Linked DNA regions of Homo sapiens: region 1 is linked to region 2. A link is an interaction called in ENCODE POLR2A ChIA-PET data of the cell type or tissue named here. Cell type or tissue: OCI-LY7. All regions are shown on one strand. Each heading gives the region's core, and the rest is flanking DNA. Links, peaks and the distances in the headings are about the cores only.

What was found. ChIA-PET counts read pairs that join two places held together with the same protein. Peaks named below come from ENCODE experiments on the same cell type or tissue, not always from the same donor. Only the 100,000 strongest peaks of a DNase experiment are listed, where the experiment ranks them.
Region 1: POLR2A ChIA-PET joins it to region 2 with 7 read pairs; 2 of 35 experiments call an interaction of 5 or more read pairs at or near these places.

The regions. Positions count from the first base shown.
Region 1 is chr2:183,110,981-183,117,054 of GRCh38, reverse strand. No RefSeq gene overlaps it. Among named protein-coding and RNA genes, the nearest start is that of NUP35, 10 kb to the left of the region's middle. In OCI-LY7, for the core only: no CTCF peak of the experiment used is centred there; no DNase peak of the experiment used is centred there.
Region 2 is chr2:182,970,565-182,979,146 of GRCh38, reverse strand. NCKAP1 (NCK associated protein 1) reads left to right here. Exons shown (of 31, transcript NM_013436.5): 14 at 232-313; 15 at 2,196-2,254. Among named protein-coding and RNA genes, the nearest start is that of NCKAP1, 64 kb to the left of the region's middle. In OCI-LY7, for the core only: no CTCF peak of the experiment used is centred there; no DNase peak of the experiment used is centred there; H3K4me3 peaks cover 45 bases; H3K27ac peaks cover 1,477 bases.

The sequences.
Region 1 (6,074 bases), core at 2,075-6,074, 140 kb before region 2:
CTGAGGCAAGAGAATCGCTTGAACCCAGCAGGTGGAGGTTGCAGTGAGTCAAGATCATGCAATTGCACTCCAGCCTGGGCAACAGGAGTGAAACTCTGTCTCAAAAAAAAAAAATACAAATTTACTCTTGTTATTTGCATTATCTGACCTCTATAAACAATCATGACCAAAGCCATGTCTTTATACATTTAAAAATAAAATATTACATGTGAAAATGCATGAAGTTTTTCTGATCATTTTACTATAGTAAACAACTGGCAGAAAGGAAGTAGCTAAACTTCAAAAGAAACATCAGTTTACTTCATTCACCTGTTGTCGTTAAATCAATTAAATGATTCCTTTCACCTGCAGGAAGTGAAAAAACTAACTTTAAAACTTACATAACTTTCAGGTGTAATTTTATTTCCTGCTCTTCTATTTGAACTATCAGGTAGTTTGATCAGATGTTTAAAAGAGGAAGTTCATAGCAGGCAAAATTGACAACTTTGAATAAAAAATGCTATGGATTTTAGGAAGAGCTATATCAAGGATTTGCCTTGAAATAATTTGCTAGGGTAGGGAGGGCAGAAAGAGAGGAGGGATGATGTCTAGGGGTATACATTAAACCAGAAAAGCCATGAGTCAATAAATGTTGATGGTAACAAATTATGCTATTCTTTGTTTTTCTTTTTCTTTTTTCAGAGTGCTAGAACTCAATGCTATTGTCTATAATTTTGTGTATGTTTGTTATTTTCCCTAATTAAATTCTTTTTTAAAAAAAACATCAATAAGCCTAAATTCTAGAGTGTTCAAAAGTCATACATTCTGTCTCAGCTTATGTGAAAAATGAGAGAAAAAAAATCAATGAAAAACGCTGGGCATGGTGGCCTCAGCCTATAATCCTAGCCACTCAGAAGGGTGAGGCAAGAGGATCACTTGAGGCCAGGAGTTTGAGACCAGCCTGGGCAACTTCTGGGGACCCAAGAAATAAAAATAAAAAATTTTGCCAGGCATAGTGATGCACGCATGTAGTCCCAGCTACTTGGGAGGCTAAGGTAGGAGGATAACTTGAGCCCAGGAAGTTTGAGGCTGCAGTGAGCTATGATCACACTACTGCACTCCAATCTGGGTGATAGAATGAGACCCTGTCTCTTCAAAAAACAAAAAACGAAAAAAGGAAAACATGAATCTTTCCTTGCTTGATAATGCCTTTGTTTAGAGAATCAGCGTGTTGTTGACTACAGGTGCAAATCTTGACTTCAAATACTTAATAGACATGTGACATTAACATCTCTAAGACTCTGTTTTAAAAATCTGAATAGTGTGAATAATTTTACCTACCTCATGTAATACATTGACTTATTTACCCAGCAATAGATATATATTAAATATAATATATTCAACAATTGAATTTTAGCCTAATGGTCTTATCTGTCATTCAGCATACGATGTAGCCTTTGATAAACTAATTTGGCTTCTTCCCCCATTAATCTGCCAAACAAGTCTTTCCAAAGTCACCAAAGACCTCTGATATGTTTTGGATCTGTGTCCCCACCCAAATCTTATATTGAAATATAATCCACAGTGTTGGAGGTGGGGTCTGGTGGGAGGTGATTGGATCATGGGGGTGGATTTCTCATGAATGGTTTAGCACCATCCCTCCTGGTACTGTCTTTGAGATAGTGAGTTCTCATGAGATATGGTTGTTTAAAAGTGTGTAGCATGTCCCACCTCACTCTCTTGTTCCTGCTTTCACCATGTGAAGCACCTGCTCCTGTTCTCCCCTCCACCATGAGTAAAAAGCTTCCTGGGGCCTTCCCAGAAGCAAATACCACTATACTTTCTATACAGCCTGCAGAACTATGAGCTAATTAAACCTCTTTTCTTATAAATTACCCAGTCTTGGGTATTTGTTTATAGCAATGCAAGAACAGACTAATACAACCACCATGAGGCTAAATCCAATACATTTTAGGTTCTAACCTTTTGTAACTTCTCAGTGTGAGTTCTTGAACACTCTCTTTGTAGCCTTCAGTTTCTCTGGCAATATACTCTCTTGAGTTCCCTCCTGCCTCTCTCACCATATGACCATGTCTTTTCTTGACTCATCCTCCTCTACCTAGCCACTAAAAATTGTTCCCATAGCCAGGTGCCAGTGACTCACACCTATAATTCTAACATTTTGGGAGGCTGAGGCAGGAAGATCGCTTGAGCCCAGGAGTTCGAGACCAGCCTGGGCAACATAGCAAGACCCTGTCTCTATAAAAATAGTAATAATAATAATAAAATTGTCCCCCAAGGCTTTATCTTATGATCTGGCCTTGCCCTACACTCTTTCCTCATATGTTGTCATCCATGCACATTGCCTACAATGACTCTCAATTCATATCGCCAGCCCAGATCATTCTGTGTGGTACAAATTTATGTATCCAATTACCTACTTGACATATCTATTTGACTTGGATATCTCAAAGGTACTTCAAAATCAAATTTAAAAAGCCAAACTCATGGTCTTTTGTATAAAACTTGAATATTTATCTCAGGGAATGGCACCACCAGCCATCTAGTTATTAAAGCATGAAACCATGGATGGTGTTGAAAACCTCTCTTTCCAACACAAATTCAATGCCAAGTCCTGTGAATTCTACCTCCTAAATACCATTTAAATGCATCCATTTTTTTTTCAATTTTTACTGCTTCAGCAAAATCTCAGTTTCATCACCTGAGACCTGGACCTAGCTTCCTTAATGATCTTGCTTTCCCTCCCTAATCCACTCTCCACAGTGCAGTCAGACTGATCTTTTTAAAGTAATATTCTGCATAAGTTTCTCTCCTGCTTAAAACTTTTCCATTTTGCTGGGTGCAATGAGTCACACCTGTAATCCTAACAGTTTGGGAGGCTGAAGTGGGATTGCTACAGGTAGTCCCACCTGCTTGGGTGGCTAAGACAGGAGGATTGCTTGAGCCCGGGAAGTTGAGGCTGCAGTGAGCCCTGATCATGCCACTGCACTCCAGCCTGGGTGACAGAGCGAGATCCTATCTCAAAACTTTTCAGTTTCTTTCACTGTTTAAAAGGCCAAAATCCTAGAGCTTCCTACAAGCCCCTGCTTGATGTAGCCTAACAGTCCAGCCTCATCTGACACCACCTTATCACTTCTGGTTCACTGCTCCAGCCATTCAGCCCTCTTTCCATCACTCCAATGTGTCATGCTCCTTCCCAACCCTGGGTCTTTACCTATTCTCCTCCCTCAGTTTTGGAAGACCTGCAACAACCCACTCTCCCTCACTTAGTCAACGCCTACTTATCTTTTCTAACCGATGGTAAATGTCACTCAAAAGTCAGGAAAGCCTTCCCTCATAACTAGATGAGGTTACTGTTTGAGTTATATATTTCTGTACTTTAAAAAATAATCCATATCTTCCCTCCCAACTAGATTATAAGCTCCATGAAGTCAAGGACTTGTGTTTTTTTCATTAAGCCTTTTAAAAACTTTATTTTTGAGATATTTATAGATTCACCAGCAGTTGTAAAAAACAATGCAGAGAAATCTCATGGCCCCTTACCCAGTTTCTCCCAATGATTACATCTTGCAAAACTAAAGTACAATGTCATAACCAGGATATTGAACAGTGATACATCAAGTTAAAGGACATTATTATTACCATGTTGCCCTTTTATAACCCCACCAACTTCCCTCTCCTGCCACCATTTCCTTAATTCCTGAAAATCACTATTCTGTTCTCCATTTCTATAATTTTGTCATGTCAAGAATGTTATAGTAGTGGAATCATACAGTATGTAACATTTTGGGGATTGACTTTTTTACTCAGCATAATTCTTTGTAGATTCATTCGGCTTGACGCACACACATCATTAGTTTGTTCCTCTTTATTACTGAATGGTATTCCATGGCATGGATGCATCACACTTTAGACAGCCATTCACCCATTGAAGAACATCTGGGTTGTTTCCAGTTCTGCCTATTACAAATAAACTGTCTATAAACATTCATGTACACGTTTTTGTATTAATATATATAATCATTTATCTGGGGAAAATGCCCAGGGGTATAGTTGCTGGGTCACACAGTAGTTGTGTATTTAGCTTTTTTAAAAACTGCCAAAATCTTTTCCAGAGTAGCCGTACCATTTTACACTTCCACCAATAACATATAAGTGATTCCATTTCTCTATATCCTTGCCAACATTTGGTGTGTCATTATCTCTTAGCCATTCTGGTGGGTATGTAGTGATATCTCATTGTGGTTTTAACTTGCACTTCCCCAGTAGCTATGATGTCGAACATTTTATTATGTGCTTATTTGTCATCTGTATATCCTCTTCAGTAAAGTGTCTCTTCATACATTTTGTCCATTTCCTAATTGGGTTGATTTTTTTTCTGACTGTTGAATTTTGAGAATTTTTTAAATATATTCTAGATGCTAATCTTTTGTCAAATACACGGTTTGCAAATATGTTCTTCCATTTTTCATCTTCTTAACAAGGTCCTTCAAATAGCAAAGTTTTTAATTTTGATGAGGTCCAATTTATAAATTTCCAATTTATAAATTTTTGCTTTTGTGGGTCACAAGTTTGGTGTCAAGTCTAAGGACATTTTGACTAGCCCTGGAACCCAGTGATTTTCCTTCTTTTTTTTTTTTTTTTTTTTTTTGAGATGGAGTCTCACCCTGTTGCCCAGGCTGGAGTACAGTGGTGCAATCTTGGCTCACTGCAACCTCCATCTCCCGGGTTCACACCATTCTCCTGTCTCAGCCTCCCGAGTAGCTGGGACTACCAGCACCTGCCACCACGCCAGCTAATTTTTTTGTATTTTTTTTTAGTAGAGACAGGGTTTCACTGTGTTAGCCAGGATGGTCTCTATCTCCTGACCTTGTGATTGATCTCCTTGGCCTCCCAAAGTGCTGGGATTACAGGCATGAGCCACCGCACCTGGCCAATTTTCTTTGATTTTCTCCTAAAAGTGTTTTAGTTTTCCTTTTAAGTCTATACTCCATTTTTGGTTAATTTTTGTTGAAGGTATGGGATTACATAGAATTTCTTTCTTTTTTTTTTTTTTTGGCCTATGGAAATACAGATGTCCAATTGCTCCAGCATCATTTGTTAAAAAGGCTACCTTTCCTTCATTGAATTGCTTTTGCACCTTTGTCAAAGATCACTTGAACATATTTATATGGGTCTACTTCTGGATTTTTTTGTTCTGTTCCATTGATTTAAGTGTCTGTCTCTTTGCCAATACTACACAGTCCTGTTTACTGTAGCTATATAACCAGTCTTGAAACCAGATTACTTTATTCTTCTTTTTCAAAATTGTTGTAGCTATTTTTGTTTCTTGCCTTTCCGTATACATTTTAGAATAATCTTGTCTGTATCTGTAAAAAGTCTTGCTGAGGTTTTCATAGGAATTTGATTAAAGCTGTGTATCAATTTGAGGTAAATTGATACCTTTACTACACTTAATTTTTCAATACATTAACAATTTTCTACATTTATTTAGATCTCTCTTTATTTCTTCATTAGCATTCTATAGCTTTTGGCATATAAGTTCTGTACATGTTATATTAAATTTACACCTAAATATTTCTTCACTTTTTTTTTTTAATTTTTTTTTGAGATGGAGTCTCACTCTGGCTAGAGTACAATGGCACAATCTTGGCTCACTGCAACCTCTGCTTCCCGGGTTCAAGCGATTCTCCTGCCTCAGCCACCAGAGTAGCCGGGATTATAGGTGCCCACCACCATTCCCAGCTAATTTTTATATTTTTAGTAGACATGGGTTTTCACCATATTGTCCAGGCTGGTCTCGAACTCCTGACTTCAGGTAATCTGCCTGCCTTGGCCTCCCAAAGTGCTGAGATTGCAGGCCTGAGCCAACGCGCTCGGCCTCTTCACTTTTGTTTTTTTGAGTGAGTGTAAATCATATTGTATTTTTAATCTTAGTGGTTGTGTTTGCTGCTAGCATGTGGAAGTACAATTGCATTCAGTTTTTTTGTAAATTCTTTGGAATTTTTTATGTAAACAACTATGCAGTCTGCAAAAGGAACTCTTTTATTTCTTCCTATCTGATCTGTTGCCTT
Region 2 (8,582 bases), core at 2,289-6,288:
ATGAAAAAATTACTTTTTAACACAAAATCATTTATTTTTTATTTCTTTCACTTAATGTAATGGTTTTGAGATTCGTGTTATGGTGTGTGTTAAAATTTCATTTCTTTTTTATTACTGAAAAATATTCCATAGTATGGGTATACCAGTTTGTTTATCCGTCCACTAATTGATAGACCTGAGTTGTTTCCCAACTATAGATGTTTTTAACGTTACTTTTTGTTTGTTTTTCAGAATCTTTCTGTTTGCCCTGAAGATGAATCAATCATCATGTCCTCTTTTGTTAACACTATGACTTCCCTAAGTGTAAAACAAGGTAATAAGCCTTTTAAATAAAAGCATATTTTCTTCTAATTAGATTTTCAAACTTGATTATTAAGGAGATAATTTACCAATTAATTTGGCTAATGATCTATTATCTTTTATCTTAATTTTGTTCTCTGAAGCAAAGATTTCCAAAATGGGTTTGTGATGCTATTTACAAAAATAATAATTACAGTTTTATATTTCTAATTATTAAGCAGGAAAAAAAGCATTTTGTAACAAAAACAATAAAACATTTGCATTTTGTAGCAAATCATATATTTGGTCCAAGCATACCAATAACAATATTTAATGCCATTTATAAAATGTTTAGTCTGTGCCAGGCACTTTACATATATATTATCCCATTTACTCCACATTCTTTTTTCAACACTGTTATTACTTTTGACAGATTTGGAAACTCTGGGTTTGAGGGTTAACCTCGCAGTTACTGAACATAATTTGCCAAGCTCTAATAGCTGTTAAGCAAAAGTAGGAATTTGAGCTCAAATCTGTCAATCTCAAAAATTGATGTCATATAATCACCTTGCCATTATTTGACACTCCATTCTAGTGGATCGATAGTGTGTTTTAGTTTTATAGTCTTTTAATAAAGGATATCAGAAACCTTGAAAACTTCTGAGTAATAAATGTATAAACATTTTTCTTAGTTCAATCTTTATTGCTACCACATCTAAGTAATGAAACTAAAGTAATTTTTTCTGGTGATATTTGGTTTATATAGAGTTATTTTGTGGAACTTCAGCATGCTGTCCAAAGTTTCTATTCGTAGGATCTCTCAAATTCTATTCAAACTCCTGTAAATTGACATGTAAGCACACTAAGAATCAGAGAGCTTAGGAGAAAAGCCTTTACTTCCCTTAGCACAACTGTCTCCTTTATCATCATCTTTACAGGATTTGAGAATTGTTTCACTGTCTTCACTCTTTAATTTTAAAATGTTTTTATTTTTTAATTGTAAAATACACATAAAATTGACCATCTTAACCATTTTTGAGTGTATAGTTCAGTAGTGTTAAGTATATTCATATTGTTGTACAACCAATCTCCAAAACATTTTCATCTTGCAAAACAAATTCTTTTAATGATTATTGAACAACAGTGTGCCATTTCCCTTTCCTGCTAGCCCCTGGCAACCTCCATTCAACTTTCTGTTTCTGTGAGCATGACTGCTCTAGATACCTCATATAAGTGGAATCACAGAGTATTTGTCTTGCTGTGACTGGCTAATTTCACTAGGCTTAATGTCCTCAAGTTCAGCCATAGTAGCATGTGTCAGAATTTCCTTTCTTTTTTAGCAGAATAATAGTGCATGATATTTATTTATTTTATTTTTGAGACCCAGTCCCGCTCTGTTGCCCAGGCTGGAGTGCTGTGGTACAATCTCGGCTTACTGTAACCTCTGCCTCCCAGGTTCAAGCAATTGTCCCACCTTAGTCTCCCGAGTAGCTGGGACTACAGGCACGCACCACCACACCCAGCTAATTTTTGTATTTTTAGTAGAGATGGGGTTTCACTACGTTGGCCAGGCTAGTCTCAAACTCCTGACCCTTAGGTGACCCACCTGCCTCGGCCTCCCAAAGTGCTGGGATTATAGGCATGAGACACTGCTCCCGGCCTCCATTGTATTTAGATACTACATTTTGTTTATTCATTCATCTATCAATGGAAATTTAAGTTGCTTCTACCTTTGACTGTTTGAATAATTCTTCTGTGAACATGGGTGTACATATATCTCTTTAAGACCTTGGCTTTAATTGTTTTAGGTATACTCAGAAGTAGAATTGTCTTAGCTCTTAAAATTTAAAATGTGCTTATAGATTGTGAAAACATTAATTTGCTTTGTAATCTTTTTTTTTTTTCTATTACTACAGTTGAAGATGGGGAAGTATTTGATTTCAGAGGAATGAGATTAGATTGGTTTAGGTTACAGGTAAGAATAACCTTTTATTGTCATTCTGTTTTGTTATTTTAGTTAACATGAAAAATTTTATAACAACTATAAAATATTCATTGTTATATACCTATTGAAAATATTTCTTTTGTATAATTAACCATAAAAGAAACATTTTGTACTAATTATTAAAGTTGGATAAATATATTAATAACTTAAGCCAATATGAGTTTTTGAATAGATTATTATAATTTTAAAATATCTAAAAATTTAAATCCCAATCTCTCTCTTGATTATCCTGATTCAAATATTTAATTCTAAAGTGAAAGCACAAAATCTTTTCTGAGAAAATATTTAAAATCTACTGTGGGCATCAGCAAACTTTTTCTAATAAAGAAACAGCTGCTAAAAAATTTTAGGCTTGCAGCCATATAGTCTCCGTCATCATGATTGCACTCTGCCATTGCAGTGTGAGAGCACCTATAGACAATACATAACTTAATGGGCATGGCTGTATTCCAGTAAAACTATTTATAAAAACAAGCAGGTAGCCCACAGGCCATAGTTTACCACCACGATCTGTACAAAAAACTTCCATTTTCTGAAAAACAAATAAATATTATTAGACTTAGAGTGTTCATTTAATATATGTCTCATATAAATAGTTCCTAAAGGCATTAAGAATGCAAGCCTAACACCTTGGTGTATACTGTAACCTTAATGATAAAAATTAGTTGCCCTGTAAATATTTTAAGTAATTATGGGAAAATGGCCCAGTGTTCTCAATAATGTGCATGTTTTAAAAATCCATATATTTTTAAATGATAATATAGTCATTTGACTCATTGTGAAGTCAAAACATTCAGTTTGCCCCTTTCCCAGTTTCATTCTCCAGAAATACTCACTTTTAATAACTGGCCTATATTTTTTTAGATGTTCAAACAAGTAAATTAGATAGTACTATGTACTGTTTTGCTATTTATTTTTGTCTTTTTAAAAAAATATTTACTTATTTATTTATGTTTTAGAGGCAGGGTCTTGCCCTGTCACCCAGGCTAGAGTGCAGTGGTATGGTTATAGCTCACTGTAACCTCAGGCTCGTATGTTCAGGCAGTGCTCCCACATCAGCCTCCTGAATAGCTGGGACTATAAGTGCAAGCCACCACACCCAGCTAATTAAAAAAAAATTTTAGAGACTGAATCTTGCTATGTTGTCCAGGCTGATCTCAGACTCCTGGCCTCGGTGATCTTCTCACCTCAGCCTCCCAAAGTGCTGGGATTACAGGCATGAGCCACAGTGCCTGGCCTGTTTTGCTGTTAAAAATAAATAAATAAAATTTCTATTTGTTTAATTAAAAAGAGAAAATATAAGAAGTATTTTTTTGTGGAAGCCATTTTTAGATGGATACAGTCTCAGGAATGACTCTCAGGATGACCATACTTTTCTGGCGGTCTGCTTAGTACTCTGAGGTGCTTTTGCTTTTCTTAGGTTCTTTCCTTCCAACCTCAAAATGCATAAGCACTTTTCTCTTTTTTGTTCTATATTCTCTAGGGAGCTTATTTTTAGAAATGAAGACTTTTATAAATAAAAGCATTAAATACCTTACCAGTTAGTGGGAGATCAGGGAAGTACACTTGAAATACCAACATCCCAAAATGTTAAATGTGTATATATTATAGGTTATTTTCTTATTACAAATAAAGTTTTAAAATTGACACCTCTTTGTTTTTAAAAAGGCAATGAAACAATACAAAAGTAGAACTTGTAAAAAAAAGAAGTGGAATTTCCTCTGCCAAAGGATATACATGTTTAAAACTTTGAAAGTCATTGTCATAAAGCTTGAACTGCTTCAATCTCCTGTTCTGGGTTTATAGGAGTGCCTAAACCAATACTTGGGCTCAGAGAATTTTAGAGATTTAGATGCATTTCAGATGCACCCTTACATTTGAGTTATTCATGTGAGAATTTTAGCCTTTTTCAGTCACTGCAAAATAAAAAGCATTGAGTGAACATGAAGAATGTAGACCTGATTATTCCTATGTGTAGATTTTTAAAGTTTTTTAAGATTTTTATAAGAGCATTATTAGCTAGCTATCTGATTTTTTTTTCATGTAATCTATACCTACTTGTGTTAGTTTCCTAGGGCTGCCATAACAAAGTACCAACTAGATGGCTTAAACAATAGAAATGTATTATTTCATAGTTCTGAAGGCTGGCAGTCTGAAAGCAAGGTGTTGGCAGGGTTGGTTTGTTTCAAGGACTGCAAGGGAGAACCTCTTCCATCTCTCTCTCCTAGCTTCTGGTGATTTGCTGGTAATCTTTGTTGTTCCTTGCTTGTAGTTGCATTACTCTAAAGGCATTCTCCCTGTGTTTCTTCACTTCATTTTTCCTCTTTGCATATTTCATGTTCAAATTTTCCCTTTTTATAGGGCTACCAGTTATATTTGATTAGGTCCCATTCAAATGACCTCATTTTTATGTGCTTAGCTCTGGAAAGACCCTAATTCCAAATAAGGTCACATTCTGAGGTACTGGGGGTTAGGATTTAGGCACATCTTTTCTTCGGGGATACAATTCAATGCATAACATTGCTGTTAACCACGTTTAGAACATGCAGTCACTCAGACCCTTTCTACTGCATACAGACCCTTTTTTTTTTTTTTTTTTTTTTAGTGACAACAGGACAATGCATACAAAGGAAGGAAAGAATGGGACATAACACTAAGCCAGAGAAGTGTTCACTAGAAGTAGAGAACAAAAGTGCAAGGTAGCAGGCAGGGTCCAGAATCTAGAAGGTTTACATAGGTATTGAAAAGCAGCTCAAAGGTGAAAGTTCCAAGCCTACAGATTAGACTGTAGGATACAGAAGATAAAATACTGAGCAGTATTATATAATCTGTAGAAAAATAGCACATTCATCTTTTGAGGATTTTATAATCTAGCTATGGAGACAAAGCATAAAAAATGTAAAAAATAGCAGCTGAAAATCTGAAAGATTAAGAGATGTCATAGACAGAATATGTTTATCAGTTAATTTCAGTCTTAGAAGGGATAAAGCATTTTTCAAGTTAAAATTGCTTTGAATAGGAAAAAGGAAAGGACAAACAATGAGTAAAGAGCAAGTAAAGAGACTTTTGAGTATAAAGGATTACTGTAAGAAGGGGAAAATATTCACAAGAACTATGAATGATCTGCCTTTGATCACTGACCTTTGGTTTCAGGTAGAAGTGCAAGAATTGTTAGGTAAAAGCACATGGCCAGAGAGTGGTGAAGAGTTCTATAGATAGCCAGTAGTGGTTGAGTAGAGCAGACCAGAAGAGTAAGCCTTTGGGAGAATTTTAGTAGTGTACTTTGTGCCTTCACTGGTGTCCTATTTAGTTTGGTTCTAAGGTCATTGCTTTTTTATAGGTCACTTTCATCTTTCTCTGTCCTTTTCCTACTCTTAAGAATTCTCTTTGTATTTTTGTCATTCTTTTCTACTTCCTAAGTGATCTCATTCTGTTGTGTATTCCATCAGTCCCTTAAGCATTTTTAGTTGCTCTTTCAAATATCTTCTCTCGTCTGTCTTCTAATTTATTCAAATTGTTTATATTCTTTTACTTAAACCTATTCTTTTTTAGTAACATGTTTCTCCCCCCATTGTTGTCAAGCAGTTAAATCATTATCTTGTTTTGTTACCATCCATTTCTTCTGAATTTGTTTTCACAATGTTATTTAAATTCTGATTTAATTTTTTTAATTTTAAATTTTTATGAATACATAATAGTTGTACATATTTATGGGGGTACATGTGATATTTTGATACAAGCATACAGTGTATAATGAACAAATCTGGGTAGTGGGAATATTTCATCACCTCAAACACATATCATCATATTGGAAACATTCCAAATCTACTCTTCTGGTTATTTTGAAAGATGCAGAAAATTATTAACTATAGTTGCCCCATTGTGCTATACTAGTTCTTATTCCTCCTAACTGTACTTTTGTACCCATTAACCAATCCTTCTTTATTCCCACTTCCTACCTTCCCTACTCAGCTTCTTATAACCATCATACTATTCTCTGCGTCCATGAGATCAATTTATTTAGCATCCACTTAGGAGTAAGAACATGTGACATTTGTTTTTCTGTGCCTGGCTTATTTCACTTAACATAATTTCTTCCAGTTCCGTCTATGTTGTTGCAACAGACAGGATTTCATTTTTTATGGCATAATAATATTCCATTGTGTATATATTTACCATTTATCTATTGATAGACACTTGGGTTGGGTTCCATATCTTGACGATTGTGAATATTGCTGCAATAAACATGGGAGTGCAAATACTTCTTCAGTATGTTGATTTCCTCTCTTTTGGATATATACCCAGCAGTGTGATTGCTGGATCTATTTTCAAATTTTTGAGGAACCTCAGACACTACTGTTTTCAATAGCGGCTCTACTAATTCACATTCCCACCTGCAGTATATGAGAGTTCCCCTGTCTCCACATCCTCGTTAGCATTTATTTTCTGTTTTTTGATAATAGCCATTTTAACTGGGGTGAGATGATGTCTCATTGTGGTTTTAATTTGCATTTCTCTGATGGGGAGCAGTTTAAAAATATATCTGTTGGCCACCTGTATGTCTTCTTTTGAGAAATGTCTGTTTAGCTCTTTTGCCCATTTTTAAAATCAGTTTTGTTTTTTTTTTTTTTTTTTTTTGCTATTAAGCTGTTTGAGTTCCTTATATATTCTGATTGTTAATGCCTTGTCTGTTGAATAGTTCGTAGATATTTTCTCTCATTCTATAGGTTGTCTCTTCACTGTGCTGATTGTTTCCTTCTTTGTTGTGCAGGAGCTTTTTAGCTTAATGTGATCCTATTTATCCATTTTTTTGCTTTTGTTCACTGTGGCTTTTGAGGTCTAACTCAAGAAATCTTTGACCAGACCAATATTCTGGCATGTTTCACCAGTGTTTTCTTCTAGTAGTGTCATAGTTTCAGGTCTTACATTTAAGTCTTTAATTCATTTTGATTTGATTTTTTTTGTATGATGAGAGATAGAGGTCTAGTTTCATTCCTTTACATGTGGATATCCAGTTTTCTCAGCACAATTTATTGAAGAGACTGTCCTTTCCCCAATGTATATTCTTGGCACTTTTGTTGGAAATGAGCTAATAGTAAATGTGTGGATTTATTTCTGGGTTCTGTGTTCCGTTTCATTGATATTTGTATCTGCTTTTATGCCAACACCATACTGTTTTGATTACTATAGCTTTGTAGTAGATTTTGCGATCAGTAATGTGATTCCTCCTGCTTTGTACTTTTTGGATTGTACTTTTCAGGATTGATTTGGCTCTTCTAGTTTTTTTTTTGTTGTTGTTTGTTCCATATGAATTTTAGGATTTATTTTTTCTGTTTCTGTAAAGAATGTCATTGGTATTTAGATAGATAGTTTATTGAATCTGTAGATCACTTTGGGTGGTATGTTTAGCAATATCAATTCTTCCAATTCATGAACATGAGATATCTTTTTTTTTTTTTTTTTTTTTTTGAGACGGAGTCTCGCTCTGTCGCCCAGGCTGGAGTGCAGTGGTGGGATCTCGGCTCACTGCAAGCTCCGCCTCCCGGGTTCACGCCATTCTCCTGCCTCAGCCTCCCAAGTAGCTGGGACTACAGGCGCCCGCCACTACGCCCGGCTAATTTTTTGTATTTTTAGTAGAGACGGGGTTTCACCGTTTTAGCCGGGATGGTCTCGATCTCCTGACCTCGTGATCCGCCCGCCTCGGCCTCCCAAAGTGCTGGGATTACAGGCGTGAGCCACCGCGCCCGGCCGATATCTTTTTATCTCTTTGTGTCTTCTTCAGTTTCCTTCATCAATGTTTATAGCTTTCATTGTAGAGATCTTTCACTTTTTGTTTAAGTTTGTTCATAGGCTTTTTTTTTGGTAGTTATTGTAAATGAGATTTCTTGATTTCTTTTTCAGTGTGTTTGCTGTTGACACATGGAAATGCCTCTGATTTTTGTATGTTGAGTTTATGTCATGAAACTGAATTGGTTGATCAGTTTTAATAGTCTTTAGGTTTTTGTAAATATAATATCATATTTTCTTCAGATAAGGACAATTTGATGACTTCTTTTCAAGTTTGCATGCCTTTTATTTATGTCTTTTGTCTAATTGCTTTGGCCAGGACTTCCAGTCCTGTGTTGAATAAAAGTGTTGAAAGCAGGCATCCTTGTATTGTTCCAAATCTCAGGAAATGCTTTCAGTTTTCCCCAATTCAGTGTATTGCTAGCTGCGGGTTCATCATCTATGGCCTTTATTGTTTTCTTCCATACCTAGTTTGTTAAGAGGTATGTTTTTTTCCATACCTAGTTTTTTA